Linked DNA regions of Homo sapiens: region 1 is linked to region 2. A link is an interaction called in ENCODE POLR2A ChIA-PET data of the cell type or tissue named here. Cell type or tissue: MCF 10A. All regions are shown on one strand. Each heading gives the region's core, and the rest is flanking DNA. Links, peaks and the distances in the headings are about the cores only. Region 1 overlaps SLC25A21 (solute carrier family 25 member 21). Region 2 overlaps SLC25A21 (solute carrier family 25 member 21).

The links. Peaks named below come from ENCODE experiments on the same cell type or tissue, not always from the same donor. Only the 100,000 strongest peaks of a DNase experiment are listed, where the experiment ranks them.
Region 1: POLR2A ChIA-PET joins it to region 2 with 5 read pairs; 2 of 35 experiments call an interaction of 5 or more read pairs at or near these places.

Annotation. Positions count from the first base shown.
Region 1 is chr14:37,138,192-37,154,963 of GRCh38, reverse strand. All of the region lies in intron 1 of SLC25A21 (solute carrier family 25 member 21), which reads left to right. Among named protein-coding and RNA genes, the nearest start is that of SLC25A21-AS1, 25 kb to the left of the region's middle. In MCF 10A, for the core only: no CTCF peak of the experiment used is centred there; a DNase peak (open chromatin) is centred at 9,333.
Region 2 is chr14:37,027,881-37,044,652 of GRCh38, reverse strand. The region is part of intron 1 of SLC25A21 (solute carrier family 25 member 21); the gene reads left to right. Among named protein-coding and RNA genes, the nearest start is that of MIR4503, 84 kb to the right of the region's middle. In MCF 10A, for the core only: no CTCF peak of the experiment used is centred there; a DNase peak (open chromatin) is centred at 9,502.

The DNA.
Region 1 (16,772 bases), core at 7,173-11,172, 110 kb before region 2:
TTTGGTTTTCGAAAAAGATATCGGCCGGGCGTGGTGCCTCACACTTATAATCCCAGCACTTTGGGAGGCTGAGGCGGGTAGATCACCTGAGGTTGGGAGTTTGAGACCAGCCTGACCAACATGGAGAAACCCTGTCTCTACTAAAAATACAAAATTAGCTGGGTGTGGTGGTGCATGCCTGTAATCCTAGCTACTCGGGAGGCTGAGGCAGGAGAATCGCTTGAACTGGGGAAGTGGAAGTTACAGTGAGCTGAGATCATGCTATCGCACTCCAGCCTGGGGAACAAGAGTGAAACTCCATCTCAAAAAAAAAAAAAAAATCTATCTTTTAGTAAAATTTTCCCTCATATCTTGAATTGTTTTTCTGTTGTCTTTGTACTGAGTTTCTTTAAAATCAATATTTTGCATTATACTGGGATTTTGAAAATGTCTTTTTGATTAAGAACTGTTACTGGAGAATTGTTGTGTTCCTTTGGAGAGTCATATTTCATTGATTTTTTTTTATGTTTCCTGTGTCTTTATGTTTATATCTGCACATCTGGTGTAACAATCACGTCTTCCTATTTTTGAACTTACTTTTGTAGGAGAGGACTTCTTCCAGAAGACCTAGCTTTAGTGTTTGTTAGGTAGGGCACTTTGGCTTTTAATTCTGAGGGCATGCAGCAGTGTAGTCTTTGTATGATTTCTTTGGCTCTAAACAGGATTAGTGATATCTGTGTGGGTTGGGGTGCAATTATTAGTGGAGTCTGTGGTGATGTTCTGCTTGGGGACTAAGATGCCAGGTGGGCCAGTTTCCAGGCACCAGTGATGACAGTGGTGGGTTGAGTATCCCTATCTTTGTGCCCCAGGGTGACGTATGCTGCCACCTGTACTTGTGGTTACTAGAGGTCTGATTTTTGGGCCTCTAGGTGGCTTGCTCAGATGTTGATAATGGCAGCAGTAAACTGGGTCATAGAGTGTGTTTTCAATCACCTGGCAGCCAGTATAGCATGGATGATGGCAGAAGCTGTAGTGGGATGATTCTCTGGGTCCTGAGTGGTGTGTGTTCATGTTGACAGTAGATGTGATGTGCTGGGTGGGGAAGTCTCCAGTCCTGCAGGTGGGGCTTGCAGATAGGTCAGCTGAGGAGATAGCAGTCGAGACCCTGGGCTATGTGCTCTGTTAAGGTGGGAGAAGTGAAGGAGCGAAGCTAGGCTCGTGGGGCTTGTGGTGAGAGCAGGCACCAGCTGTGGTGGCCAGGATGATCCTTAGGCCTCAGGCTAAGTGCTTGTGTTAGAGACAGTAGCAGCCATGCTGAGGCCCCACCACTGGAGAGGGAGCTGCTGTCTTTGTGGCAACAGCCTGGGCCAGTGGGTAGGGAATGCACGTTTCTTTCTAGCCCCAGTCCTGGGGGTTCACCCCCTACCCTGGCAGTGGTAGCTGATGCTTAGCTTGTTCCCCCACCCCAGCTGTAGGAGCACCCACCCAACTCGCAACCAAGTCCCACCAGCAACTCATTCTGCTCACTTACATGCCAGTCTCTGTCCTGACAGCACCCGCTTCCTGGCACTGGCTGCTGCAGCTCATGTCTTGCTTGCTTCTTATCCCTGGCTGTGGGAATGCTCCCATCTTACTCCTCATTCCAGCAGTGATAACTTGAGCTTTTGTAATGTCTCAGTCTTGGTGCTGCTGGCCTGAAGGACAGTGTGCAGTTTATGAGAGGCTAGCTTTGAAAATGGCACCTTCCTGTAGCTTCTTAGGTCTTATAAATGGTGTGGGAGCTCCCTCCCTGGAGCAGCCCTGTCCCTTCGTCTCCCATCAACTTCCTGTGTTAGTTTCAGGGCTTGGGATGGTCAAGGGGCTCTCCTGTGGCTAGGATTGCATGATCTGATGGTGGGGATGTGGGCTGCTGGAAGTCTGTCACTCACCCTTTCCTCATGTTAGGAAGTCACTCCCAGCTCTTAGCCAGTCCTGACCAGGGATGCTGCCTCTTTTCCTCCTTCCCCACTTTTGGTGTTTCCTGTCTCTTCTGTGTTGAGCATCAGCATTCTGTCTTGGATAACGTATTTGAAGTGTGACTGTCTATATACTATTCCAGTTCTTCTAAGTAGAGCCAGAAAATCCTACTCAACCATCTTGAACCTTTCTCCCCTATTTGATTAGTCTTCTATTGTCTCCACTTTCCCTTTCCTCAAAAATTGATATTCTACATGTTTGTAAGTTTTTTGCTTTACACAGTCTTTTAAAAATTTATTTTAAATTCATTTTATTTAGTTTTTTTCTTCTTGTGTTTTACACATTCTAACTCCCCAAACAAACCCATCCACTCTTTGGCTTCAGTGTTGTCTGTTTGCAGGTGACTTCCAGAACTGTGTTTCTGACTTCTCTGCGCTCTGCAGGCTCACATTTTTAAGGTATATAGCAGAAATAAAATGAAATTAACTGGGCATGGTGGCAGGCGCCTGTAGTCCCAGCTAGTCAGGAGGCTGAAGCAGGAGAATTGCTTGAACCCGGAGCAGAGGTTGCAGTGAGCTGAGATTGTGCCACTGCACTTCAGTCTGGGTGAGAGAGCGAGACTCTGTCAAAAAAAAAAAAAAATTGAAATAAAATGAAATTGAGAGTCAGTGGACGCTAATGGTTTTCAAAGATGTTTCAGAGATATATTTTGAAACTAATATCAGACCTTCAAACAAATTATCATTTTCTCATTTCTATTTTGAGTTCAGTCTTTTCATTCATTCTTTTTGTCATCTTTAGAAGTCACAATGAACTTCCTGGGATATTTGTTTGGGTTGGGTAGATCCTTCCTAACTATCATAGTCAATAAGTATGATAAGATTTTAAAAAGTAAGATAAATCTTATCTTTTGAGTGCTAACATTTACTGAATGCTTACTATGTGCAAAGCATCTTACTTTGCTTAAATAATCTCTATTATTATTATTATTTTTGAGATGGGGTTTCTCTCTGTCGCCCACACTGGAGTGCAGTGAAGTGACCTCGGCTCACTGCAAACCCCTTCTCCTGGGTTCAAGCGTCTCTCTTGCCTCAGCCTCCAAAGTAGCTGGGATTACAGGCACATGCCACCCTGCCCAGCTAATATTTGTATTTTTAGTAGAGACAGGGTTTCACTATGTTGGCCAGGCTCGTCTTGAACTCCTGACCTCAAGTGATCTGCCCGCCTTGGCCTCCCAAAGTGCTGGATTCCAGGCATGAGCCAATTTGTAATTTCTTGAAGATGAGGAAAGTGAAGCTCAGAGAAATTAAATATCTTGTTCAAGGCTGATGACAGACACAGACTCAAACTCTGCTCTTTGCTTTCAAAGCTTGAGCTCTCATCCATTACTCCACCCTGCCTCTTAGTGTGCAGAATGAGAAATCAGGTAAGCAGCCCCTTCAAGTATTGCCCCCATAAGTCTTCTTTTTCTCTCTGGTTATGTTAAATACCACAGCTTTTTCTTGAACTTGAGTGTTAATGAACAAACAGGGTCTGCCCTTGTACAAAAGTCCATTTCTTGTTTTTGCAGATTTTTAAATGCCAGCCATAGCTTAAGTATGAAATTCTCCATATTAACCAGCAGTGCCTCTGTTGGCATTAATGCGGCATCTTTTTTTCTGCCAGATGCTACAGGCAATTGGTCAGGAAGTGGGCCAAGCCTCCACCCTCACGTATTGTTAACTGAATTCGCACACAACTAATAAGATACTGGTGTGACTCAGTAGAGTGAGAGCAACCCAAGAGTGGACAGGAGGGGCCTGTCTGAAAAAGGAGGGAATCTTAAGTCGCATGTAATTTAATGTCTGTAAAAACTAGAATAGACTACTGTAGGGAGAACGTATAGCCTCCTCTTTGGAGAAAGAAGAATGAAATTCAATAGAACTCGATAGAATTGGATGACACCTAAAATAGAATCATGGCCCAAAGTAATTTTGCAGAATGAAGAGAAAGAGAGAGAGAGAGAGAGAACCTACCAATGTGCTAATATTTCTTGAAAAGTTACCAATATTTATCGACCATCAAGTATGCCAAATCAGAATAATACAATTGTGAAAAACATTAGTTTTTGTTCTGATTGCTTGAGGCTTCTATTGCTGTTATTATCACTATCATTTTGGGGCATGATTGTAGAGGCAGGTTAAAGCACTTTGGAGTAAATTGCAAGATCCTCTCCAGAGATCTGAGAATGAGCAGCATTATTTTGGAGCGTCCGCCTAGGACAGCACATTTGATTGGCTAGTTTATCACAGTGGACATTTATATCTGAAACTAAGATTACTATTCTGTACTTGTGCAGACCTATAGATGGCGCTGTCTTCCTATAATTTTGGTGATTTGCTTTTTATTTTCTTTTTAAAAGGAAAAGCTTTCTGCAGATATAGTTAGATCTAGAAGTGTGTTAACTTCTGATTACATTCCACTATTGCAAAGCATCTTTGCCTTGCATAGATCATAGAGAATTCTACACTTGAAAAATACAGACTGTACTTTGGGAATTAATTTTTCTTTTAATTGTGATTCATACCTGTGTATGTATGGAAAAATGGGTTTATGTATATGAGTAAGAAAGAGGGATGGAAGAAACTGTTTTTATTTGTATAATATTTATTTTCTTTATGTTGGTTCTTGCCGTAAAATTTGAATTAGAGTCCTGGATAAAATAGAAATCATTGATAAGCTTAGGATAAATGTCATAATTTCTTGTAGATCTTAGAGATTACCTGAAACTCCTAGATTCCATAATTTTGTTTTTCAAAGTTATTAGGGCTAGGGTATGTATTATAGTCATAATAAATTATAAACATCTCTAAACAGGAGCTACAGTGCCAAACACGTAGGTTTTATTTATGTATCTGGGACTCAAATGCCATTTCTTGTTTTAATTCAGTGGCCTTTAACATAAGAAATTGGGTATATGTATGAATAATAATTTTTCTTGAATGTAAGTTCTAAACAGGATTTTTTTCCTTCAACCCTACTCCTTCTGTAAGGAAAAAGTTTTAAGTATGATACATATTATGTTGTGGATTTGGTTTATGAATGGGAAATGCCAGAAGTGCTTGCTTCTGTAATCAAACTTTAACCACAAGATGGCAGTATAACTTTCCCATGTCTTTAAAAAATTTTTAAATAATTACTAAATTAAATTATTTTTTCTCTCTTAATGAGAAATGTATACAGCTAAGGGATTTCAAGATAGTTCTAAGGAGGATGAATATTGAAGGTACTGTACTAAATATAAGAAATATTAAAGACTATTTAGTGATTATTTATTTATTTTTTGAGTCTTGCTCTGTGAGTCAGCCTGAGTCTGTGCCCAGGCTGGAGTTCAGTAGTGCTGTCTCAGCTCACTGCAACCTCTGCCTCCCGGTTTAAGCGATTCTGCTGCCTCAGCTTCCTGAGTAGCTGGGACTACAGGCGCCCACCACCATGCCCAGCTAATTTTTGTATTTTTAGTAGAGATGGGGTTTCAGCTTCCCAAAGTGCTGGGATTGCAGGTGTGAGCCACCGTGGCCGGCCCTAGCGGATTTTTTTTTTGATGGAGCAGTTTTTAGTTGCCCTAAGAAAACATTTAATTTATATTCTGTAAAGTTGAAATAGGAATATGATATGAAAATGGTAAGCAACTTTGTTTTACAGAGCAATATAGTTTCATTAGGTTTGCCTCATAAAGCATCAAGAAAGTGACAGTAGATTTTCTGTTTCTTTCATGTGTTCATGGACATCTGCATTGGTGTATACCTTGTATTTTGAGCTCATAGCTGGAGATTAGAAGTTCAACAAGAAGCAAGGAAGGGAAGAAAAAGAGAAAAGTAGAGGCACTGGCATCTAAGTTAAAAAAAAACAGTGGTGATAATGATGTCTATGTGATTCTTGTTGGCTTCATATCTTCCATAGTCAAAAAATGGATCATCTAGGCAGGCACAGATAGCTCACGCCTGTAATTCCAGCATTTAGGGAGGCCAAAGTGGGGAGAATTGCTTGAGCCCTGGAGGTTGAGGCTATTGTGAGCCATCATTTGTTCATTCAATTTGGATATTTAAATAGCCGTCATCCAGCATTATATATACTGATAATGTTTTCATTGGTATGCTTACATAATATGTAGTATTCCATTTCACTCTGCAAAGAGGCTTTTCACAAGCATCTATTTTACTTTTCCTTGATTTTTTGTTATTAGTTTAAAAGAGTGCATTGGATCTATTTCTTGTTTTTTAAGTCTTATGAAGAGTGAGCCCCTCTAAGGAAGAGACCAAGTCATGTTTATTTTGTATCTCCAGGCCTACCACAGTGCTTTGAATATAGTAGCTGCTCAATAAATGTATATTTATTCAATGCATTTGCCACAAAGCAATTCAATTTCATTGAGACCTGTTTTGCTTATATATCCCCATGTAACCATATAGAAATATGGCAGAAGTAAAGAAAATACCTTCTGATTTAGACGTCAAATACTTTGACCTCTTTCATAGCATCTTATTTTACTGATGGTGGAGGGAATGTTTCTTGTAGGAATCATAGTTTCTCAGAGCAACAATGAAGACAAAACATCTGTGTTTTGACCTATGGTGTATCTAAATGAAGATGATCTCATGCTAAATAGTATGATTTGCTTTCTATAATAGAAATCTGACATACAATCAATATAAAATATACAATGTGTAGCTACACACAAAAATATTTTTTACCTTATAAACTCAAGGACATCTTTTACTTTGCATTATTTATATAAGTTAGAAATATATGACAGTATATATAAAATCACATTTGCGGGCAAGTTGAATGAAAAAAGACTCACAGTTACCATATGTAGGAAAAACATATAAGCAAAATACATAAGGAAAATAAGGGCTGGGGGTGGTGGCTCATGCCTGTAATCCCAGCACTTTGGGAGGCCCAGGTAGACCGATCACTTGAGGTCAGGAGTTCGAGACCAGCCTGACCAACATGGAGAAACCCCGTCTCTACTAAAAATACAAAAATCAGCCAGGTGTGGTGGTGAGTGCCTGCAATCCCTGCTACTCGGGAGGCTGAGGCAGGAGAATTGTACCCGGGAGGCGGAGGTTGCAGTGAACTGAGATCACATCACTGCACTCCAGCCTGGGCTACAGAGTTGAGACTCTGTCTCAAAAAAAAAAAAAAGAAAAGAAAAAAAAGAAAAAGGAAATATAGTTACCATGTGTGAGAAAAAGTGTGGTCTCATGTAATGCCCTAAACATATATGTCATGTTTCAAAAATCTGTAGTTTTAGGTGAGTTTGAGGTCAGAATGCATTTCCCCCTAGAACAATGTTATGCAATTCATGGGCAAGCCACAAAAATTTTCTTCCTTTTTTTTAAAAAAAAAAAAAAACCTGAAATAAGTGTGAAATACCAGTAATGGCAGCTCTAAGCCCTAGGGCATTTAGGATTCCTAAGCCCAAATATAGGGTCCTCTGTCCTTCTGAGGCTAGCTTCCCTGGAGGTTTTAAGAGCTCTAACTGGTGGAGAATGGGATAGAGATACTCAGATGTGGAGATAGTGTGGTGGCTTCTCGTTGACAATGAGATAGGAAGGTGCCAGCAGCCAAGAAGGAAAGGGTGACAGACAAGACCAGGAGGGCCATTTGAATAGGGCCTCATATTTCACAGAGGGCTTTATAAATTTGAATTTTTGACATTTCTTTCAAATATGGGCAGATATAAAGTCATTGCCTTTGTCATTGCAATTGTGTCTGTTAAAAGAATTACTATGTGAAATGTAAGTCCTTAAAGTAAATTTTAATAACGCTGTTAACTGGCATTTCTTTATTTTTTATAATAGTATTTTGAGAGTTCCCAATTAGTAGAAGAGTCTTGGGTCTCTTTCAACTTCCAAGAGGCCCTAGTCCTAAGAGACAAGGGTGAAGGAGTTCTAGAGGGTCTCACTCCAGTGGTTCCTAGTACGTCCTTGTGCAATGAATAAATGGATGGTTGGTGAACAGTCCGACAGCAGAGAAGAACCAAAGGGCAAGTGCAAACCAGAGTTGGGAATTAGGAGGCATTAAGGTTGGAGAAAATGGGAGCTGTAGTGATCATTAGTATGTACAAGTTGTTAGCAAATTAACTATTTCTAGATTGGAAAATACCTGCATTTTTTATGTTTTGTGCGGCGTATATGAATCTATGTATTCTTACATTTGAATAAACATGAGACATGTCACACTTTTCATATATATTTTATCAGCATTGCATAGCTGAGAAAATAGCTACATATTAAATTAAAATAAAATACCCTAGTTTTTAAATTTTATTGATCTGTAAGTAACATTGACATGTTTAGTTAAATGTAAGAATGAATGCATAATACTAATTGTTGAATAAATGATGTAAAATAATGACATCATTTATTATATATTAAAACATGCTCTTCTTATCTTTATCAGTAGACTATTAGCTTCATGAAGGTAAAACTCTTGGTCTGGGCTGAGTGTGGTGGCTCAGGCCTGTAATCCCAGCACTTTGGGAGGCCAAGTCAGGCGGATCTCTTGAGGTCAGGAGTTAGAGACCAGGCTGGGTAACATGGTGAAAGTCTGTTTCTACTAAAAATACAGAAGTTAGCTGGGGGTGATGCCACGTTCCTGTAGCCTTAGCTACTTAGGGGGGTTGATGTGGGAGGATTGCTTGAGCCCAGGAGATCAAGGCTGCATGGAGCCATGTTTGTACCACTGTATATACTGTCACACACACACAAAAGAAACTCTTGGTCTGTTTGGTACTCTGGTGTATCCCTAGTGCCTAAAAGATAACCTGGCACAGGACAGGTACTCAATAAACATTTGTCGAATGAATAGATGAATGAATAAATGTCAAGTGTTTTATTTATCAATTTTTAATGTGAATTAATTTAAAACTTCAAAACTTTTCATCAAGATGGTAGGGAGATATTTCCTAAACAATCTGAAGGAGTGGGTGCTGTTTCCTTCATGCCCAGTGTCATTGGTGGTGAGGAGAATCATTGCTGTTTGCCTGCCATCAAATTGAGACATTACCCTAGGAACCGAATGCTGTAGACGATGTACTGTTCCATTTTATTCCTGATAGCTGCAAAAGGAAATAAAAAAGGGCTCTAGTTTTCCTGCCCTGGTTACTCTAAGAAGGAGTCAATCCAAGTCCCATTGATTCTGTGAACCTAGAAATTTGTCTTCCTGAATTTTGACTGTGTGTGGATGGAGACCTGTTTTTTCCTAATACCTGGCTTTCCAGGAATAGTTAGAAGAAGTATAGAGTATCTGATTGTTGAGTTGCTTACAGTTTGGAGGTAGGTTTGTTTTCTCAAGCTCAAATGTCATTGTGTTAGTTGTAGTTTTTTCCAGCCCATCTTTCTACTTGCCCCACATGCCCTCAGGGATATCTGAGTCAATCCCACACATGTGGCAGTCATATGATAGGGGACTTACTCAGTGGGGTCATAGCAACCTAATCTTAATTTTCTGTTCTAGTCTATTAAATTCCTACTGTGGTGTCCCAAAGAGTTATTTAGCTCATCTCTCTGTGTGTGTGTGTGTGTGTGTGTGTGTGTGTGTGTATTTTAGTATTTTAGATTTCACTTCATGCTACAAAGAGAATAGAGGTAAATCTGGGCACACAGGCATGGAGTTCCAGCTACTCCTGAGACTAAGGCATGAGGATTGCTTGAGCCCAGGAGTTTGACTCCAGCCTGGGCAACAGAGCGAGACCCCATCTCTTAAAAAAAATAGAGAATAGAGGTAAGAGAAGGAGGTAGTATTCTATGGGGATTCTGATGTCTTAATGCCTGATACCAGATCCCAACTCTAATACTTACTAGCTGTGTTACCTTGGGCAGGCAGCTTAACATCTCTGTGCCTTACCCATAAAATAGAGATAGGATGCAATCTACCTCATTGGTTATTGGAAGGATCATATGGATTGAGGCATGTAAAGTGCTTAGAATTGTGACTAGCACTTCCTGAATGCTCTGTGTTAGTTATTATTAATGGAGAGGGAAAACATATGAGTAGTTAAGACTCTTCCAAATATTAAAAACAAACAAACAACAACAACAACAACAACAACAACAACAACCACCCAGGCTGGGCGTGTAATCACAGCACTTTGGGAGGCCAAGGCAGGCTGATCGCTCAAGCTCAGGAATTCAAGACCAGCATGGGCAATATGGTGAAATCCTATCTCTACTAAAAATACTAAAAAAACAAAAAAAAAAACCCAAAACAACTTCACATATGAGTGACACATCTTATGAATACATGCATATATGCTAACTATAATTCTTTCTACTTTTATAATATAAACTATATTTCTGTTTACATTCTAGAAACTTTATCTTATTTCACTTAACTACTGATTTGGGGCAGTAGAATTTTGTTTTGTGCTCAAACCTGGATTTCATTAACATAATCTTCTTTTTCACCTGATGAAGTTGTTTTCCCCTCTGCCACCCCTGAAAATGGAGTCATTACTTTGCTTCTGGAGACTTCCTTTCCAATATTCCACAGTGGGTCCACAGGAGTGGTTCTTAACTAATATTTTAGTAGTCACTCTATCAAATAATTTGGTTCACTCCCCTCCTCTAAACCTAAATTTTTTTAAAAGAAGAGAATGTATATGTGTGTAGGTATTCTATTTATCATTCATAGTAACTTCTGAGGTGTTAAATTGCATAACATTTTTTGAAACAAATTTGATCAATCATTATTAATTGAGATAAGTAATACAAAGGCCTTGTCTTTAATTTAAATAAATCATTTCCATATTTCACCCCAGTGGTAAAGAGACCACCTAATTGACAACTACTGATTTATAGGTTAAATAGAATCTGTCAGTCCTTTTCCCAAGATTTGACAGTGACATTATTACTCAAGTTTGTAATTAGCTGGCTCTCTTTTTCTCATTAGTTTCTGTATTTTTTTCTAAGCCCTCGACCCCAAGGATCAGTGCTCTCAGTCAAGACCTGTCCCGAGCTTCCCACCAAGTCACTGCATGCTTTTCTGACTCTTGTCAATAACTGCTGAATTTGACTTTCTAAAACCCCCATTTTATTCTAGGAAAACAGCAACTGCATTGATAAATTTAATTAATTATACTTTGTAATGTGTTAGATGTTTCCAACAATTTAACTGCTTTTGATAGATTCCAAACTGTGCCTTTTCCTCAGACAAAATGTAAGCTATGATAGGAAAACCAGGAAAAAGAAACTTTGAACCACTTACAGAATAAACTGGCCCTGTCTGCTCCATTGCCCCAGATGCTGGGGAAAGCACAATAGGTGTTCATGGAACCCCAAATATCTGATCCATGCTGACAATGATGATGAAATCAGTCAAATGCCTTCTTCCCCTTTCATACTTGTTCCTCTTAAACAAATTACAGACACACACACACACACACACACACACACACGCTAATGAACAGACACATTAAAATGCCTTTTACCTGGGCTTTAAGCAGCTGTTTTATTGTTTACACGCTGACATTATTATTATGTTACTCTGTTTACAATCTGCTTTTCAAAAGTATTTTTAAAGTTAGTTATCTCCAATGTCCATGAATTCCTTCGGAAAACATTTCTTGGGTGTTTTGTATAGCCAGCCCCTGTGACAGCAGGTATGTGTGGCCATTCTGATTTGAACCACGAGGAATGTGCAGTGCAGAAAGGGTGGGAGCAGTTAGCTAAGCCTGTTTGCCAGCAGGCGGGTGCTTAGTTCACCAAGCTTCACTAAAATTTGATATTTTGCTTTCGTAAGCTGGTTAGAAGCATTGCATGAAAATCCTGCCAAATTTTGTCCCTTTTTGTCCAAACTTTTTTAACTTGAAAAGGAATCTCAGTATGTAAAACTTTCCATTATAAGGCCACCTGTAAACTTAAAACAGGCAAACTGTTTTTTCAGCTGCCTGCAGCTATGTTTCTCAGCTGACTAATACTGACAGATAAAGATGGCTTTCCCCTGAGGAGGACTGTTTTGTTTGTGGTTATTCTGTCACTACCAGGAGGGACAGCTCCCTTTGCCTGTAGGGAATGCAGAGATGCAGTTTGCAGACAGACTTAGATGCTGACTAGCAACTAAAAAAATAATAGTCAAATAATGATTTCATTGTTCCTTCCTGTGTCCTTGACAACTGAGAGGTATCCAGCTAGACTGGGCCACTGCCTAGGAGTGTTCTTTGCCTCAGATACTACTATTTCGAAGAAAATTTACAATTCATTCTGACAGTCAGGCTAAGGAGAAAAACGGACATTTCTAATATCTGCCTAATTTCAGTGGTTGTGTATCCTCGGAGGTAATTCTTCTGTCACTTCTATTCATGAACACTATGACTTGCCCCGTTAAAAAAATCTTTTAGGCCCATCATGGTGGCTCATGGCCCTAATCCCAGCTACTCGGGAGGATTGCTTGAGCCCAGGAGTTCCGGATCAGCCTGGTAACATAGTGAGACCTCGTCTCTACAAATAATAATAAAAAATGAACCAGATATGGTAGCACCTGTCTGCGGTCCCAGCTACTTGAGAGGCTGAGGTACGGGAATCGCTTGAGCCCAGGTAGCTGAGGCCGCAGTGAGCTGTGACCAAGCCACTGTACTCCAGCCTGGGCAACAGAGCAAAACCCTGTCTCCAAAAAGGAATATAATATCTTTTTATGGCATGGTTTCTACCTCGATGATAGTCTGTGATGAAGAGCTACCACTCTGGAGTTGGACAGAGCTGTTTGAGTTCTGTCTCAGTCAATTATCACTGGTGGGACCTTGGACAAGTTTCTTAATCTTTCTAATCCTCAAGTCTTTAAATAGGAATAGTAACAGAATCTTTCTCCATAAGGTTGTTGTGAGTTAAATGAGATGAGGCACATAAAATGCTTAGCCTGCTGTTTGGCACAATTAAGCACACCATAAATGGGTTGGTTACTGTTGTTATTAATCTCCCCTACAAGACTGTGAGTTCCCAGAGCCATGGTTCTCAGCCTTGACTACACTTTAGGATCACTTGGGTAACATGAAAAGATGCAGAGGCCACTGTCGCAACCCACACTGACTACATCAGAACCTCTGGGAATTGGACCCAGGAATCAGCATTTTTTACGTCGCTCTATCTGAGTCCAATGTGCAGCCAAGATTGAGAAATACTATCCTTGAGGATGGAGCCTGTATCATATCAAAGTACTCAGACGAAAATGTAGAAATAGCTGATTACAGTGGTTATTCTGAAAAATAAAGTCAGTGCAATCTAGAAAAATATAAAAAGTGACATATAGTACCTTACATATTTTGTTTCAGGTATTTTGAGTAATAGAATAAAGAAAAACAAAATTAACTGATTTTTAATGGGGCAACTTGCTACTAACATTTACGTAGTAAAGTAAATCTACTAGGAAAAAGATGGAAAATGATAAAATAGCCGGTAACTCAAATTTGAATGTGTGAGATAAAGTTACACAAATGGAAGCTACACTAAAGCAAAATTATTTTTATATTTCAGTTTTTTTTTTAAAAACGCAGTTAATTGAAAGAAATAATCATAGACAATTCTATGCTATTTTAATACAAAGGCCAGTATAAATGCAAAGATTTCTCACTTAGATCATGTCTGTGGTTGTTTGACCACAGATTTTTTGTGTGTTTTATGTGTTGAGGAAAACACTGGCAACACACAAAAACATGCTTTACATTGCTAATGCTGAATTAGCATCTTTAGCTAGTCATTATGGTATTCAGCTTTTGGACTGGGAAGGCTAAAGTTTGAGATAAACTCAGTTGCTCAGTTGTATTAATTATATAAAAAAGCTTGAATTTCTTCCTCGTAATACAAAAGGTGTTAATTATTAAGTTCCTAAGATTTTTTTTTCTTTTTTTGAGACAGTGTCTCTCTCTGTCACCCAGGCTGGAGTGCGGTGGCGTGATCTTAGCTCACTGCAACCTCCGCTTCCCTGGTTCAGTGATTCTCCTGACTCAGTCTCCCAAGTAACTGGGATTACAAGCCTGCACCACCACGCCTGGCTAATTTTTGTGTTATTTGTAGAGACGGAATTTCGCCATGTGGCAAGGTTGGTCTCGAACTCCTGACCTCAAGTGATCTACCCGCCTCAGCCTCCCAAAGTGCTGGGATTACAGGCGTGAGCCTTACCGTGCCCAGCTCTAAGATCTTATAAAGTTAAAAAAAAAAATGGTACCACCAGACTTAACTTTTCCAAAGGGATTTCTTAGCCCCCAGTCCTTTAACTGTATTTTCAAAAGAGAATTTCTCTGTTTCAACATACCACATATTTTGGAAGCATGTTATTTCAATTTTGAGCTTCTTCAAAAGAATGTTTTTATAAATAAATACTTCATATAACATTCAGTATCTGTTTTTCTGCATATACAATTTAACCTAGATACATTGTTGATGATCAAAATGATTACACTAGTTTGCTACTGCTAGTTTTACAATAAATTTTTGTGTTTATGCTCTCGTTCAATTCTCCCAATACCTCAGTGAGGGTGCAGGGCAAGGATAAGCCTCATTTTATAGGTGGGAAAACTAAAGCAGTGTATTAGTAGGCAGTTCAGCAGAGCCAGGCAAAAGTTTTTGGTTTTAGTCAGATGTTCATTTCATCAAGTCATTCATGCATTTACCAAGAATTATCAAGCTGCAGATATGTGTCAGATGTGGTTCTAGGGAATGGATATCCAAAATTAGTAAGTCATAGTTCTTGCCCTTAAGGAATTACACTCAGAGACCTGTGAATACATTTTAAAGTTTTTATCCTGTATCTACCAAGGCAGAATATATGATCTGAAATTGCCATGGCCAAAGTTAGCAACTTCGGGATATAAGCAGAAAGAAGAAATGCAGTGAGGTGGTTCAGAAAACCATAACTACCACCTACAGTTACAGTTTGCAACAGCCAACTAGATGTGAGACAAACCTGGACATTAATATTCCTTGCAGCTGGGTTCTTTGATGATTTCTGCAGCATTAGGGGAAGCTATGGTGTTTTTCTAAGAATGTACTATTCAGTGATGCTTTAATTTTATTTCCTCCGGTTCTTCAACTGCTAATGTTCATTTTAGTTTCGGCAGAAATTGCTTTGATGATTAAGCATTGTGGTTTATTTTTAATGCGTATTCATCTCAAGTATTTAGCTGGTTTCTGAAGATATCCTGTTGGTGAATTAAATGCTCATACTTACCAGACACAAGTCAGGTGTAGAGTTTAATTAATCATTTAAGAAATACACTGACTTTTTGATGATTATAAAGTCTTGAAGGGAATGTACTGCCTTCACTGTCTTTTGTAATTAGCTACATTCTTTTATTTTAAAGCGTAACATAGGAGTCAGTTAAATGGATAGAACTATTTTAGTTCTTCTTGAAGATTCATAGTGTTGCCCTAAAGGAAGGAAAGTTCAGGAAGAAAATTGTGTTATTCATTTTTCAGTTACTGAGTGGAAAATTTTATGTCTTGAAATTTTTCCTTGAATATTTTACTATTGAAAATATATGGAGGGATAAAGGTATCAGTTTTTTTTGTGAGTAAAAATTTAAGAGTATAATGTTGAAAAGTTGAAATATAAGCATTGTTATGCAGCAAATAAACGAAATATATCTCTTACTCTTGTATGAAACTATTTTAACTTAATGTCAATAAAGTTTAAATTAGTTCAGACTTTTCTTATTAGAATAAATGTTCCCTTTTAAAATGCATGATAATCATAATCAAGACAGAATTTGTCCTGTTATTTATTTTCAAAATGATTGTACATGTTTAGCAGACTTTTGATTTAAATCCCCAGTGATATATTGGAGACAGATGTTTAGATGACCTCATGTTTAAAGTAATGTTACATTTGGACACAAGATTAAATTTTCCTTAAAATCTTTCCCTATAAGTTAAATGTGTGGTAGTATACAAAAACTAATCAATGATTTGTGATGGATTAATGCGATTCCTGTATTTTAAATAAAATGTTCTATCTTTTATGGAATTCCACGTAGTACAAAAGAGCTGATTATGAAACAGCTGTTTACAAATGAAAATATTGTTTTTGGCTGGCCAGCTAGATGGGAAACAGATTTCAAAAGTTCCATGAATTTGAATGCAAATTTACCATATCATTTATACTGAACCAAAGAACATTAGTAAAAAACTGCAACACAGTTTACCAAAAAATTCAGTTGAAGACTATTTTTTAGGATAGAATATAAACATTTAAAATAGCTTTTTCTTTTTCAGAACTAATTTTTTCTTTATGAAAATCAATGTAATTATAACATGTTAGTATATATAGAAGATTTTTAAGGAGCTCATAAATAATATTTAACATTTCAATGAAGGAAAATTAGCAGTTGGAGGTATTAGAAATGCATAGGAAATTGAGTGGAGTGAAATAGATAAAAGATAAGAGATATTGTCCAAAGACAATAAATTAATGTATATGAACAAATGAATTTAAGGCAGAGCTATATAAATATTAACAGACTGTCATTTCTATCAGCAGCAAGAATGCTATATACTAAAAATCACTTTGCTATGGAGATTTTAATTGAAGAAAACATGGTCTACAATGAAAATCTTCACATTTTCTCTCAAATTTTAAACAGTTAATAAGAATTATTTGTTTTGGAACTTAGTTTAAATAAAAATAAATGGCATAAAGGCCATATCTTATAAATTTTGAATATGACTCCCTTAAATGCCAAAGTATATACTTTAATCGAGGTAAGTAAAACTTCTAGAACTAGTGTTTGTTGTTTTTCTTTTTCTTCGTATCTTTTATTGTCTTTCTCCTTGCCTCAGTTTTCTGAAAATGGGATCATATTTCTT
Region 2 (16,772 bases), core at 7,612-11,611:
ATGTACATCAAAATTCAGGTTTGTAAAACTAAAGAGAATGATCAATCACTTTATACAAAGCCAGTGTTCCTATAGGAGGGGCAGAAGTTCCTGTGGTACATTCAATATTGATATTATTCCTAAAATATGCTTACCTATAATCTTTCAGGATTTCCTTTTTGTTACATATCAAAGTGTATTTGCACTGAAATGTCTATGAATAGATAAGAGTACCTTTAGTTTGAAAGAATAGTCCACTATTAGTTTTCAGGAGAAGAAACATGCTTATGTTTGCATTTAAATAAGACAAGTAAGCTAAATATTTGTATTTTTCTTTTCTTTTATGTAATTTTATATATATTGGTAACCTAAGATTATAAGGCTATTAAAAAAGGAAAGCCAAACACATTGAGCATTAAAAAATATTATTAATAACAAAATGGGGAAAATTTCCTTGGCTTGTGTTACTTTACATACTTTTACTTGTTCCTTTATCTGCTTGAGTGTCTACTATGTGCCAGACTTTGTTTTTGGTGCTGGGGATGTAATGGAAAGCAAGACACACTTCCTTTTCTCAAGAAGCTTGAGAGGGCTGGGTGTGATGGCTCAAGCCTGTAATCCCAGCACTTTGAGAGGCCGAGGCGGGAGGATCATTTGAGGCTAGGAGTTCGAGATCAGCCTGGTCAATATATTAATAAAAAGACCATGTCTCCACCAAAAAAAAAAAAAAAAACAAAAAAACATAAAACAAACAAAACAAAAAACAAAAAATGTAGCCAGACATGATGGTGCACACCTGTAGTTCCAGCTACTTGGGAGGCTGAGGCAGGAGGATCACTTGAGTCCAGGAATTCGATGTTGCAGTGAGCCATGATTGTCACTGCACTCCAGCCTGGGAGACAGCGCAAGACCCTGTCTCTTAAAAACAAAACAAAAAAAGAATGGGAGAAGTGACCAAGCAATTTGAATAAAGAAAGGATGATGAGTGCTGCAGTCTTTGTAGGTACAGAGAACTTCCAGAACACATGAGAGGGGCACTGTCTTCTATCTGTAAGGGATGGAGACTAGGGCAAGCTTCCTGCAAGATGGTAGCCCAAAAAGAGCCATAAAATGCAAGTAAGCAAAGGCAACTGGGAAAGTTTAAGAGGGTGGCAGAATCATATTAGGCAGAACAAATGGTGCTTGCCAAAACCCAGAGGTGATAGTAAGGAGGGCTCACAGAGGACTGCAGGTAGCACTTTATGATTGGAGCTCAGACTGGAGTGTGTGGAGGAATGAAAACAGGTATATCCTGAACGGTCTTTTGGACCATGCTAAGGAGTTTGGCCTTATTCTGGGGAGTTCTTCAAGAATTGAAGCAGGAATGGTTTGCTCAGAATTGCAGTTTTCATTTAAATCATTGGCTGTGATATGGGGGATGGATTACAGAAGAGTACAACTGGATAGTTAGCTGTACATTTGTATAGAGGAAATGGGTCCTGTCTGAACTAGGTGAAAGGTGGAGAGGGAGAGATGTGGATGTATTTAAGCAACATTAAGAAGGTGGAAACAACAGAACTTACGTTGTGTCTGTGGCAGAAGGTGGGGAGGATTTCAGAATGACCCCAGTGGGGTCCTGACTTGGGCCACTGGTGGCTGGTTCAGCAGTTTCCTGAAATAATCAATTGGAAAGGAAGTGGTTGGGAGATGGAGTGATGCTGTCTGTCCTGAATGCATCAAATTTGGATTTCCATGGCCTCAACAAGTGGAGATGTCTCATAAAGAGTTTAGTATATGGGCCAGGAGTGCAGGAAAAAGATTTAACCTGGTGTTACAGAGTTGGCAGGCTCCAGTATGTTAGGAGAAAATTGAATATGTAATGGAAAAGGTAAGAGAATGATAGCTTGGTTAGCGTGGACCCATTGTTGTTTTAAAAATTCACACATGCCCTGGTTTACACAATAGGTATGTTTTCCCAAAGACTGTGTGAACCAAACTTTAATATATTGATTTTTAGAAGTTCACTGAAGAGATTAGTATGTTGATGAATCTTGTAATGTCAAGAATGCTTTTCTAATACAATTAATACCTTTGTAATTTATCTTCTACAGACATATTTTACATATTAAATTTTTAAATCAAGTTATATCTAAAGAGTATTTTTGTAAAGAGTCAGGAAATGTGCCTGGATCTTAAACTACACTGTTATTTTCTATTTTAAAAAAGAAAATGGGAGAGTCTAAGAAATTCCTTTGAAAATTGTTAGACATCTTTTGGAGTCGGTAAAATTAAGTTTATTGTTTTTATTTCATTTGCAAGGTTCTCCACTTAGAAGAAATTGGAGGGTGTTTTGGAAACAATTTTGATGATATCAAATAAAAGATTTCCCCCTCCCCAACATAACTCAATATTTTTGCTGTTCTTGGAAGTCCAAATAGAAAGTTTGCTATGTCCTGAACTCGGCTTCCAGCTAGCCATGTGGCAGCAGAAGCAAAAATTTTCACATTCTGCCCTCTGTTTGCTCGCCAGCTTTAAAAACATATAAACAAGCTGAGAGTATCAAATTCACATGTCTGTTTTTCTATGGCAAGTAAAGGTTACCCCGTAATGTATTATGGGAGAGAGATCATTGAGGAAAAAACTTACACGGGAAGCACTTTTCCTAGCAGAAATTGCTTAAATCACAGCTTCTCCACTTGATGTGGTGAGAAAAATGAGGATTGATTCATTGGAGCTTTCTTGACCTCCTTACAGCCATTTACCTCAAGTTAATCTAGTTTAAAGATGGAATAATATTTACAATCTTTAGATTTAATTTGGATTAGGAAGGCTTTCCTAGTCTTTGTGGAAGTGCTATTGAGAGAACTGGAGTTCCTAATCATTTAAGCAAAAATGTATCCACCTTGTCATCTGCTAAATTCTACATCATGTTCAGAAACAGCAAGATGTTCTGTCTGAATTTTTGTTTAGCTACATATTTAAGCACATGGCTGGACTTGACTGTCATGGATTCTGCTCTAGACACATTACTATATTTGCAACTAGAGGCACTCTTCTCTTTTATATATTTAGTTAAATATTAGAAAGTTCTGTAACTAGGAATTGTTGCTCTTACTCAACAGAAATAGATCACATCTATGTGCTGCTGATAAGTCATGCCCAGGTACTTCTAAACCAATTGCTGTAACATTTTTTTTTTCTTTTTAGAGACAGGGCCTTGATATGTTGCTCAGACTGGATTTGAACTCTTGGGTTCAAAGTGATCCTCACTCCTCAGGCTCCAGAGTGCTGGCACTACGGGAATACACCACTGCACCCAGCTTTGTAGCATTTTGATAATGCACATGGGTCATTTTAACAGATGGCTAATTATAGATACAGATTGATTATATTTTTAAGTTCAAATATGCAAATAATGAATTAGTTCTGAGCCCCTTCTCTGTTAGAGGCACTTGGTTACTGAAAGTTTAAGGCACATCCCCTCCACTGCCTTCCTTCAGGAATTTGCAAACAAATTAAGGAGTAAAATTAAATATATGATAAGATATATGAGCTATCTTTTTCCCCACAAAGGCAGCATTTCCAAAAACTGAATTTTAAGCTTTTTATTCTTTTTCACTCTCTATCTTCTTCCTCCTGCAAGCCTATAAATATGAGGAAAAGTATATCATTATCTCTAAACTCCTGCACAGTTACATCCATCTAAATTCTGGACTTTTTTCTCTGAATGTCTCATACAACATCAAACTCACAATATTAGAATGAATTTATCATCTTCCTCAAAGCTACTTTCACTTCTTAAGCTATTTTCTATTTATCTAGTTGCTCAAGCCTCAAACATGGAAATCTTTGCAACTTTTTCCTGTTTCTCATCCACACATTTATCAATCACTTTTAGATTTCTATTTCCTGTCTCTGTCACTTTCTTTCTCATCTGTCCACGTCTCCAAGTCTCCACAGCCACCATCTGAGTCTAAGGCTCTATCCCCTCTCATCTGGGCTACTTTGTTAGCCTCTTAGTTGGTGTCTCTGGTCTTGTATTCTTCTAATTCACTCTACACAGAAAAAGTAAATTTAATTATGTCATTTTTTATTATTATTTAGATGCCTTCAATAAGTCTCACGATATAATTTACACTTCTTACCCAGCATGAAAGGTCCTTCTCACTAGCTTCGTCAGCTCCCTCTACCCATGCCAGTCAACATAGAACTGCTGGTAGCTCTTTGACCTCACCCTGTAACTAATTTTTCTTTTCTTTCTTTCTTTCTTTCTTTCTTTCTTTCTTTCTTTCTTTCTTTCTTTCTTTCTTTCTTTCTTTCTCTCTCTCTCTCTCTTTCTTTCCTTCCTTCCTTCCTTCCTTCCTTCCCCTCTTCCTTTCTTCCTTTCCTTCCTCTTTCTCTCTCTTTCCTTCCTTCCTTCCTTCCTCCCTCCCTCCCTCCCTCCCTTCCTCCCTTCCTCCCTTTCTTTTTCTTTTTCTTTTTCTTTTTTTCTTTCTTCTTGGATTCTCACTCTGTTGCCCAGGCTGGAGTACAGTGGCTCAATCTTGGTTCACTGCAACTTCCACCTCCTGGGGTCCAGCAATTCTCCTGCTCCTGCCTCCCGAGTAGCTGGGATTACAGGTGCCTGCCACCACACGCAGCTAATTTTTTTTTTATATTTTTAGTAGAGATGGGGTTTCATCATGTTGGCCAGGTTGATCTTGAACTCCTGACCTCAGGTGATCCACCAGCCTAGGCCTCCCAAAGTATTGGGATTACAGGCGTGAGCCACAGCGCCCAGCCCCCTGTAACTACTTTCAACTCATCCACCAAAACCTGCCTCAAGCTTAGCCTCAAGTCTGATTTACATGGTCTTTAATAAGGCTCCCAAACCTCCGTGATTATCTCCCTCATGGCATAGATTAAGCTCTACAGTAATTGTCAAGTTACTTATCTGTCTCTGTGTTAAACACCAAATAAGATCCTTGAGGGCTGGCACATAGCCTTTAGTGACTGTATATTCCAGTGTCTAGCACAGTACCTGCCACTTAGAAGAGGCTCAATAAATGCCTCTTGATAGACACATCCATACAATGAAAGACTACTCAGTGATAAAACAAATGCAGTAGTGATACCTTCAACAACATAGATGAATCTCAATTATGCTCAGAGAAAGAAGTCAGACAAAAAAGTATATACTGTATTATTCCACTTATGTAAAGTTTAGGGAAATGAAAATTAATTTATAGTGACAAAAAGCTGATCAGTGGTTGCCTAGGGAGAAGCAGGAATGGGAGTGGGATGTACTAAAGGGAATGAATACATTTTGGGGGTGATGAATATGTTTATTAGTATCTTGAATTGTGATGATGTTTTCACAGGAGTATACAAATGTCAAAAAATTTTTCAATTTGTATGTTTCAAATATATGCAGTCTGTTGCATGTCAATTATACCTCAGTTAAAAACAATGCTTATAAGACAGGCTGCATCAATGAATGCCTTTCAGTATTTTGCAACATACTGTCAATGATTAGGCGAAAAGGCAGGATCCTATCTGCTAACAACAGGGTTGTCTGACAGTGGCACCCACCCCTCACCGTACCATCCTTGTTCCTTACTTGATAGCTGCTTAGCAACTGTTCTCTGCTCCTAAGATGGTGTCAGATGCAATTGTTTGGGGTATTGGAAGTAACTAAAACTTTGGATACTGTGATTATGCATGACATTCTAGAAGGAGCAAAGAGGGGGCTGGGGAAGGGCATCCCTTTGTCTATGTGGCCTGTATGGTGTCGGGGATGATGGAGGTGGATGAATGACAGTGAGGCTAGAAGACCCAGGCTAGGAGACCCTGGTCGGCTGGGGCCACAGGACGTCAGGCTTCAGCAAATCTTAGGCACAAGAATCTTGGTATCAAGGAAAATGGGAAGGAAGATACTCGCTAGTCCCTTACTAAGAAAAGCACCCCTAACAACTAAAGCAGATTTAGTCTATATTCTGCAAAATTGGAATTAAATGCAGCATAATTTTAGGGCCAAGGAAAAGACTATCCCCCTCTCTTTACCTCCCAACAATGTTCTTCTGACTTCCTGAATTTGTGTCAAATTCCTCTATCAGGAGATAGAAACTTTTATTTCATAATAGGAAACTCCTATTCCTTAAATAGGAATTTAAGAGTTAAAACAGAAAACTCTTAAAAGACTGAATGTATTCATGAAAATTAATTTTCAAGTAGAAATAATATGTCACATTTTGCTGTTTTTATTTGGAGGAGTTAGAAATTAAGAAGGCAAATAATAACCTGAGTTTGGGAAAGGGGAGAGGACTTTCAGAAATGCTGAAGGAGAGGCTAGAGGCAGAAAGACAAATTTTTCAAAAGTTATAATTTTGCCAACCCTATTATTCTTCATTTTTCTACCAACAAATATAAGGTAGGTATACCTTATGTCACCTCAGAAACTCTGAGCCCCATGGAGGTAACCAGTATGCTTAGATAAGAACAAAGGACAATGAGTGTCATTTAAGATCTGTTTAGCTACCCTACATCAAAGGGCATGGCAGCCAGGAAAGCAATTTCAGACTTCAGTTCAGTAAGGTGGTCATTTGTCTTGATCCTTCTCCTCATAGCACAATAAGCGCTGAACTGAGAACTTTAGAAACACACAAAAAGTATGTGGGTATAAAGTTATTCCATACCCACAGGGAGCTTTAAGTTTAAGTAAGGGCAAAATGCAAAGGAAAGAACAAAAGAACAGAAGCAGAGGAATCTTCAGAAAAATATAAACATCTGCAGCATACAGAACCATTTTCCCAAGCGATTTCTCCTGTCAATGTGCAAACAGGATTGTTGAAGTGATTCTGGTTGAGTAGAGCCATATGGGTTTAGTTTGGGAGATGATTCCTGGCAGCATTCTGAAGAAGGAGGGACATGATTTGACATCAATGATCTGCGAAGACTTCTGGGCTGGGGAATGTAGAGGTACAAGCAAGAGACTAAAATGCTCCTCAAATGTGAAATATGTAAAGAATAAGATACTGCTGAAATGTGTCAGGGAGGGCAGGGTCAGAACATAAGCAAGAAAAAAGGGGAGAAATCAAATTCACCACTGAAGTTTGGTGAAAAAAATTTTTTAAATAGGATAAAAGAAAACAATGAATATAAATAGCATGAAAAAGAGAGAGAGAAAACAGGAGGAATTCCAAACTCAATTGATAAATTTCAAGTAATGGCTTCTTCCATATGAAAGCAACCCTGGTGATGTTAAGCTTTTCTCGTGTAGAGGATTCAGGTGAAACTCAGAATCAAGTTGAAAGAATGCTTTTTTAAAAAGACTGATCATTAATAGCAAAAGTAAGAATCATGGTGATGCTTCCAGGAAACTCAATAGTGGATACTGAAGAGGATCCCCTGAAAAGGTGAAAGTCAGCTGCAATGCAAGAATAACCAAAACTTAGAAATTCTGCCGAGGAAGGGGATTTGGAGTGGAATGTTTGCCAGGCTAAAGAGTACAATGACTCATCTCTTAGTAAATTGTGTGAAAATTTAGAAATAACTTGGAAACAGTTTTTTCTCTTCCTGACTCACAATCAGGGTCCCCCCACACCCGCCCCAGCCTCTGCTTTATTTGAGATTGTCTTTGGCCTCCAACCTGTCAATGATGCATGTACCAGGGCACATTGTAAAATAATTTGATGTTCATTTATGAAGAGAAAATATTTCCTAAATCTTCTTTCCAGGCCACCTGTAACCCAGTGACAGGGCTAGCTAAGTAAACAGGAAAGCCAGCATCCTCCGCTTCAGAAACTAAACACTCACACAAGAACTCATTCTCCGGGTAGATGATGGGTCAGTCAAGATCCACATTTGAACATCTGCTTTTCTCAGGCTTTCTTCTCCCCTGATGTATGTAGTCTTTCACTTTATTCATGTTGAGAAACCACTTCCCCTTATTCATATCATAATGGAATGGAAGAAGATTTAGCAGATTTGGGTGAATTGAACTTCAAAATTTTGGAAGTGTGGGGAATGGGTAGAAAAATAAACCATATCTATTGATTGTGGAGTGTGCAAAATAACACATTATGATAAAGGGTTAGGCATTTTGGAATTTTTATTTATTTATCTTTAAATTTTAATAGAGACGGGTCCTCCCTATGTTGACCAGGCTGGTCTCAAACTCCCTGACTCAAGCTACCCTGTCTCGGCCTCCCAAAGTGCTAGGATTTTAGGTGTGAAACACCGCACCCAGCCAGGAATTTTTTTTTTAACTCAGAAAATGTAACATGTTGCGCTAAGTTTTACTGTGTGTGTTAAAAGGCTTAATAGAGCAGGTGAAATTTAAAACTGCTTGCAGCAAGCAGAAATAAAGGTAGAAATTCACATATCATTGTATGGGAAGAATTGGCTTGAACCTCCAGGTTTCACTTCATATTCTTGATCTGCAGCTACTTTTTGATTATAGCACAGCCTTGGCAGAAGAATCCAACTTGCTAAAAGTGTTCCAAAAAAGGAAAAAAAAATCTCTGGCATTTCCTGTTGGTTGGAAGATGTTTGGCTTTCTGCATTTGTATTTAGTGTTATCATTGGCCAGGCACCTTTGCTGGGTAGAAAAATACTGGTGCAAATTTTACTGGCAAGGTGGGAGTAAAAGCCATAAAAATTCTCAATTTTCCTTTTAAAAACTTAACTCATTTGTCCAAGAGAAATGAATACAGAAGGACAAGAGATTTTTAAACTTCCCGTACATCTGGGTATAGCAGTGTATTTTGACTCCAAGCACAATAAAACAACCTTACTTGCTGGTGGTATATGACATAATGACCCAAATATGTTTTTAAAAAATCATTTATTGCTGTACATAAACAGCAAAGTTAGCGCAAGGGATGATAAAATAACATGGGTAATTCTTCCTTTAGCTGGGAACCATTGGCGGCCCATTAGGATTCCAGATGTAGCTGTGTGTGCTTTTCCATTTGTTTTCCAGTGTCTAGTGCTTATGCCCTTGGTACCTTGATGGTGGTTGTCAGGCATGTTGGCTTTTCAGCTTGAGGTCTTCCTTGGAGAAACACAGTGATCGGGCTCTGGGCTATAAAGCACACTATTGTCTTGGGCCCAGTTTGTTGAGAATATAAGACCCAGGGCAGCCTCCTGCCAAAGGTCAAATACCAGCTTGACCCAAGTTCCTCAAATCAACACTGGACCTCCCCAGACAAGAGACACTTCACCTCTTCCTGATGAAAAAGTGGTTTTATGTTTTTATCACTCTGTAATAACAGAGATTGTTAGCTCAAATGCATTTTGATAATCCATTTATTATAGCTACTCTCGTGAAGAAAACAACTCACAGGGCCAGAACCTTATAGATTAAAACTGATAATAATAAAATGTGTTCCAGTGTTTTCGGCACTTAAAAAGGAAGCAAACTCCGGTATTTCCCAGTCCAAAAGATGGACTAGTAAGCAGCGCTAGAGGACTGAGTTGTGAAACTGTACTGTCCAGATAGAATCATCGTATTTTCAGCAGAGAAAGAAAGCAGCTAAAAACAGAACCATAGCTAATTTAGCAAGTGCCCTGACTGCCAAAAATGCGTGTCTGAAATCAGGTGGGTGTTTCTTTATGAGTCACTTTGCCAAATGTAAAATTTATAGCCCAGTCTTGTGCAGACTCTAGCAAAGATTCAGAGCATCAGTTTATTACAGGGCTACTATTAAGGATGCTTAAAACTCACCAGCTTTACACTCCTCACCCCAGGAGTCTAGCCTTAGCTAGTTATGATTGGGCCTGGCCCAAATGCTCCTATTAGGCAGGGATTTAAGTATTCAGCAATACGGTTAGGCCCTTTCTGTGGAGCCGAATGCTCTTCCTCATGGGGAGCTCAACTCACCCCTCCTGTGTCCATCAACAACAGCTCCCCTTTGCTTCTTACCACTTTTCACCTGTGCCCTGGCTTAGCAAATTGAAGGAAATAATGCTTAAAGAAAACAAAATAAATAGCAGATGGTTGAGTGTACTCTGGGATGAATAAATTGTGGCTGTGGAGGCGAAGAGTGAGTTGGTGGATGCACGCGGGTGTTTTTGTCGCTGACATGCAGGATGCTCAGCACGCTGACCTCCACATGTACCAGGCCCACTGCCATTAATCACTCCACATAATCCAAGCCAGAAATTTAATGAGCCCAGGGGATTGGTGATCCTTTGGAGTGGGAGTGGGAACGGAGAAAGTGAACTAGAGGTAAAATACAAAGTACAAAAGTGGATCCAGATAAGATAGCAGAGGTTTCTCAGTGCCCAAGTGATTTTGGATGGACTTTATCCCATATACGATCAGACAGAGAACGATCATCCAAAGAGTTTCATCCTTTATAGTGGGTTTATTCTCTCTAATAAATTATAAAATAGGCCAAGCACGGTGGCTCATGCCTATAATCCCAGGACTTTGGGAGGCTGAGGTGGGTGGATCACTTGAACGTCAGGAATTCGAGACAAGCCTGGCCAACATGATGAAACCCTGTCTCTACTAAAAATACAAAAAATTAGCTGGGCGTAGTGGCAGGCATCTGTAGTACCAGCTACTCAGGAAGCTGAGGCAGGAGAATTGCTTGAACCCGGGAGGCAGAGGTTGCAGTGGGCCGAGATTGCGCCACTGCACTCCAGCCTGGGCGACAGAGTGAGACTCCATCTCAAAAAAAAAAGCAAAATTGTGACCTCCCCAGAATCCCAGAATATCATAGTGCCATTTGGGAACCTTATTCCAAATTGCTAAATGGAACACAAGTGTTCAGCTTCTTGGAAATCAAATGGTTTATCAAATCCATTACCAAAATAAACCATGGAATACCTGTAACAGCAAGTTCCTTTTATAACTTTGAGATGTAAATGTTATTTTTATTAATCAAAAAAATTAAAAATCTGAATAATTTGGCACCTTTCTAATCCTCAACCATCCACGTACCCTCTTCCCAGTCAAGCTACATCTCTTACAGCCATATCCACAGACTGAGGGAATAAAAATATATTCATATCCATCAATATCCTTTGAATAAATATCCCATCAAAAGGAGTACTAAAATAAGGAGGATTAGAAAACAAAAGTAGATAAATAACAAATGTAATCTCTTACAGACCCATAGACTGATTTTCACTAGGTGTGCTAAGTTTCTTCTAGGCCCTGGAGGATGGATATCAAGTTGATAATAGCTGATGGATGGACTTTGTTCCAGTTACTGCATATCCATTCTTTATTATTGCTGCTTAGCTGAATTTTTCTTATAGTACCTTATACTTCAGTTTCCTCCAAAAATATTATGTTATGATGAAGATTTTCAGGTGAAAGTAACCCAAATGTCTATCAACTAATGAACAAATTTTAAAAATATAGTATATACGTAGGATGGAATGTGATTCAGCCTTTAAAAAGATTAAAATCCTGTCATGTGCTACAACATGGATTAACCTTGAGGACATTATGCTAGGTGAAATATGCTAGTCACAAAAAGACAGTATGATTCCACTTTTATGAGGTATCTAAAGTAGTAAAATTCATAGAAACAAAGTAGAATGGTGGTTGCCAGGGGCTGGAGTAGGAAACGGAGAGCTGTTGTTTAGTGGGTATAGAGTGTTAGTTTTGTAAGATGAAAAGGTTCTGTAGATATATTGCACAACAATGTGAATCTACTTAACACTACTGAGCTGTACACTTAAAGATGGTTAAGTTGGTAAATTTCATATGTGTTCTTTTTTAATAACAATTTTTTTAAAAAGATGGAAAACTTTATTTGAAATCTCCCTTACCTGTTTACTCTTCATTGTAACAGTCTGCTTGTGTACATTGAAACTTAGGAACTGTTTTTCTTCCAAAGGGCGGTACGCAGATTGGTAATTTAAATAAACATTTTATTAGGAAAAATGCTAAATTTTCCTGAATAGTATAGTAAACTCCACATATCCATTGCCAGTTCTAATTTTATGACAATTATAATTAAATTATAATGACAGTTACAAATTTCCCCATCTTGTTTCATCTGTTCTCCCTTTTTTTTTTTTTTTGAGACAGAGTCTCACTCTGTTGCCCAGGCTGGAGTGCACTGGCATGATCTTGGCTCACTGCAACCTCCACCTCCCGGGTTCAAGCAATTCTTATGCCTCAGCCTCCTGTGGATTCATTTTTTTGTTGTTGTTGTTGAGACAGTGTCTTGCTCTGTAGCCCAGGCTGGAGTGCAGTGGCACAATCTCCGCTCATTGCAAGCTCCACCTCCTGGGTTCACGCCATTCTCCTGCCTCAGCCTCCCGAGTAGCTGGGACTACAGGCACACGCCACCACGCCCGGCTAGTTTTATTTTTTTTGTGGTAGAGACAGGGTTTCACCGTGTTAGCCAGGATGGTCTCGATCTCGTGACCTCGTGATCCACCAGCCTCAGCCTCCCAAAGTGCTAGGATTACAAGCGTGAGCCACCGCGCCCAGCTTGGATTCATTTTTAATTATGGCCTAAGCACTTATTTTAGGAATTCAGAAAGCATGTTTAAATATCTTATCGCATAAAAATAATCCTTGTGATTTATATGTAATATTTTCTGTAGTACTTTAATTTCTTCAAATATAACATGTAGATAGCTATATGGGAAAAATGATGGGGAAGGCCTACAATGAAAGAAATAGGAATGTTGAATGGGAATGAGCAAACGCTGTGACTGAGTTTGGTATTGCTTAAAAGTGCTAAAGAGGAGAGGACTGAAATGCTTAATTTTAGGAACTGGGAATTCTTTAAGGAGCCCATCTTTGTCTTTTCTACGTACAATGTGAGATTAAATCTCTTTTAAAATGTGGTTGTTTTACCATTACTTCCCAAAGAAAAAGAAAGAGCCAGTCTGGGCTCATCTCCCAACCAGTTGTGTGACCTTGGGTGAGTCCTTTCATCTTTGAAGGCTTCAGTAGCCTCATATGTAAAATGATGGCTGTGGAATGATAGTTTCTAAGGTCCTTTCCAATTCAAGAATCCTATAATTTGAAAGTAGGAGTGAATATTTTACTACAAAAGATTCTGATAGGTTAAATTTATGGCTGAACTTAATCTAGTAAAGGCCCTAGCTTTCGATATGGTTACCAGTATTCATAGGATAAGAAAGCTGAGAAGTTGTCTCACATCTCTGCCAACATCAAGTAATGAGATACCTGTGATATAAAGTAACCTGTAAGTTAGTGTGGAACAAATAGTTCCCTAAAGAGCTTTGCAAGGCCTTCTACTGAAGTTTTATTATAGATGTTTGTATGATAAGCCACATTTTATATTCTAAATTTTAAAAACCTAACATGAAAATAATATTTAAGAAAATAACTTGAAGTAAAGATTTACTTTGCTGCTTTGAGCCAAAGATTCTTTTTTAAAAATTTTTTCATGAAAGGCTTTAAGAGGAAAAGGAGAAATGAATGGAACATATGCTTTGAAATGGTTGACTGCAAGGGTGTAAACTGTGTGATTGTTTGAACACTGTTGAACACTGTTCAACTTTTAAGTGCAAATATTCCTTAGGATAGCCTGTTATCTCATCTTGTCTCTATACAAAGTTTCATGCCATTCTTTAGTAAACATGCGCAGAAGGGCTTGCTGCCTTGAAAGGCTGTAGGTTGTTGGAAATTGCTCTGTTTTAGAGTCCTGAGGAAAATGAGGTAGAAGGCAAAGGAGTGGCTTAAAGATTGCCAATCTTTGGAATTCCATATCCCTTGAAATGCCAATCTTTGGAAATTCCCATTTCCTGCACAATCTCAGGGTAAAAGTGAATGATAAAGGAAACAAAGGAGGTAGAAAAGCATCCTTGGGAGGGTTGATTCCTTGGGCCACCTGGTGCCAATTGACTGCTACAATTTAGAGACCCTTGACTAAACTCAGAAAATCCAGGACTGTAACCTATATTCAACCTGATCAGCTAGGGGTTTCTTTGATTTTAGGAACACTTACCAACGAGTACAAACTGATGATATGAGGCCCTCAGTTTTTATAGTGTGTTCTTTCTGAAGCTGAATGCTAGGTCACAAACATAACCTTTTACACCAAAAAATTAATCACTGATGCTCATTTCTTAGATTCTACTAGATTCGTCCCGGGAATTCTGTCAAAAAGAAGGAACTAGCAAGGTATATAATATCTTAGGAGGCTAATCCAGAAAAAATGGAAAGTATGTACATGGTGCAAGACTTTTTCAGTGTAGATTCAGAAAACATTTGTTCCCAAGCTGGAACTCATGAAGATGTGGCAACTAAAAGATTATTCAAGGGGTGATACCCCAGGTGGAGGAATATCATGAGTAACTGAGAGCTAGAGAGAGATCAGGGACTCAAAAGAAGTACAGTTGACCCTCAAACGACCCGGGTTTCAATTGATCAGGTCTATTTCTGTGTGGATTTTCTTCTGCCTCCTGCCACCCCAGAGACAGCAAGACCAACCCCTCTTCCTCTTCCTCCTCAGTCTATTCAACATAAAGATGATGAAGATAAAGACCTTTATGATGATCTACTTCCACTTAATGAAAAGTAAATGTATTTTCTCTTTCTTATGATTTTCCTAAAAACATTTTCTTTTCTTTATATAATACATATACAAAGTGTTAGTCAACTGTTCATGTTATTGGTAAGGCTTCCAGTCAAGAGTAGGCTATTCGGCCAGGTGCAGTGGCTCACGCCTGTAATCCCAGCACTTTGGGAAGCCAAGGCAGGCAGATCACTTGAGGTCAGGAGTTTGAGACCAGCCTGGACAACATAGTGAAATCTCATCTCTACTAAAAATAAAAAAATTAGCCAGATATGGTGGCACACGCTTGTAATCCCCGCTACTTGGGAGGCTGAGGCAGGAGAATCACTGGAACCTGGAAGGCAGAGGTTGGAGTGAGCCGAGGTCATGCCATTGCACTCCAGCCTGGGTGACAGAGTGAGGATCTGTCTCAAAAAAAAAAAAAAAAAAAAAAAAGTCGGCTATTAGTAGTTAAGTTTTGGGGGCGTCAAAAGCTATATACCAGTTTTCTTCTGTGTGGGGGTGTTGGTGCCCCTACTCCCTATCTTGCTGAAAGGCCAACTGTATTTCAGAGTAAGACAAGTGACTTCCAGGGAGGGATCCCCTCTTTTCAGCAGAGGGATTCTGTCTGTAAGTACTGTGCTAACACTACTGGTGGAAACATGGCTGCTGAAAACTGAGTAGAGTTTGACCTTATATTTTGACTCAGAAATTAAAGATGCACTGTTTAAGTGGCACTGAGTATGCCCAGCTTTCGTTGTAAAATTGAGTTAATTACATTTGCCTATTCACAAAGACTTATGCAGTAACAACAGCAAGCTTTATATTTCTTGAAAAAAAGAAATATGGAGTCTGCAAAGGGGTAGGACCATTCCTCTTTAACCCTCCTTGGATTGCAGACTGCTAAGAATGTAGACTGGCTTCATGTGCTCTATCATTTTTGAAGATCTCAGTTAGTAGCATTTACATTAACTGTCTGAAAGGAAAAAATTAAACCTTCCTTTTAAATATTGCTTGTCATTGAGTTCCTCTCTAATCCTTAGGCAAATTGTGCATTGTTGATCTAGTTCCACAAGACAATTTCTGAATCAAAACTCTGAATATGATATAGCCACTTATTTAAGGAACATTGACCCCAAAGAAAGATCATAATGTGGAAACATATTGGAGAATAAAACATTTAACTCTCTTGTTTCTGTTATTCTGATGTGCTGGCAAGTACTAGTTAGAATAATTGGCAAGGACTAGTGAGAAATGCTATTTAGACTTAGGAAACCTACAAAACTATATCCCACTGGAAAGGTAAATATGTCATGTTATGTGTCCAACAATAATAGCTATAACAAGAACATCTGAGACTTTTCCCTGGGCTTTAAACCACTTAAGTAATTTTCTTCAAAATATTAATTTTCTGATGTAATGTTCTCTGTCACTCTCTTTCATTGGGAACTGAGTTGAATGTACCCAAGTGCATTAAAAAATGCTCTAAAGATGTCACCATTGAAGAAACGTTATCCTATAATTTCAATATTTGTTGTTCAAAAATACTTTAATGTTATTTTTTATTCATACATCTAAGCATCCATCCAGGGTTGTAATGGTGGTTAACAGCCAGAAAAGGTGACCAAAACTTACAGTCTTGTTTTCTTCAGGAATTCACTGTCTTGCATCAGATAATATTTTTAGGTTTTTATTATTTAAAAATAAATACTGGAACATCAATAAAAAGATACCATCACCAACCTACCATTGATTTGTCCTTTGTTATAATTGGCAAGCTGAAGCAGAAATAAAGTGCTTCAATTCAAGAGAAGTGACACTAATGATGGTGATAGAAGAATGAAAAGCAAATAAGAAGTAGAATTTGAAGTGACATGAATAATTTTACTGACTAGTGTTAGATACAGAAACCTCTTCCCCAATGCTATTGCTTTGCTGTGCTTTTTCATTATAATTTTTTTTCTTCTCAACCACTATTGGTATACCAATGTTGAATTAAAAAAAAGATTTACACTGTAAGTATAGGCTTCTTTGGGGCTCAGAAAGTAGCTTTTCATTGTTTGCTGTTTATACACACGTCTCCTTACAAAAAAATATTTACAGTTATTTAAGAATTTGGATATAATATATCACTTCAGTAAAATTTGAAAAAATTTAGCATTTTAAAGTTAAAATATTAAAATGTTTTCTTAGTTTAGATACTAAAGATTATTACTATAATGTAATTGTGTATCATGTAATTATGTCTTGGAAGATTGAATCAATTGGTATTTGAAAAGGTTTATAGGTAAAGTTTTTAGAAGATTACGTTTCTAGAGTTTTTTATGCAGTGGA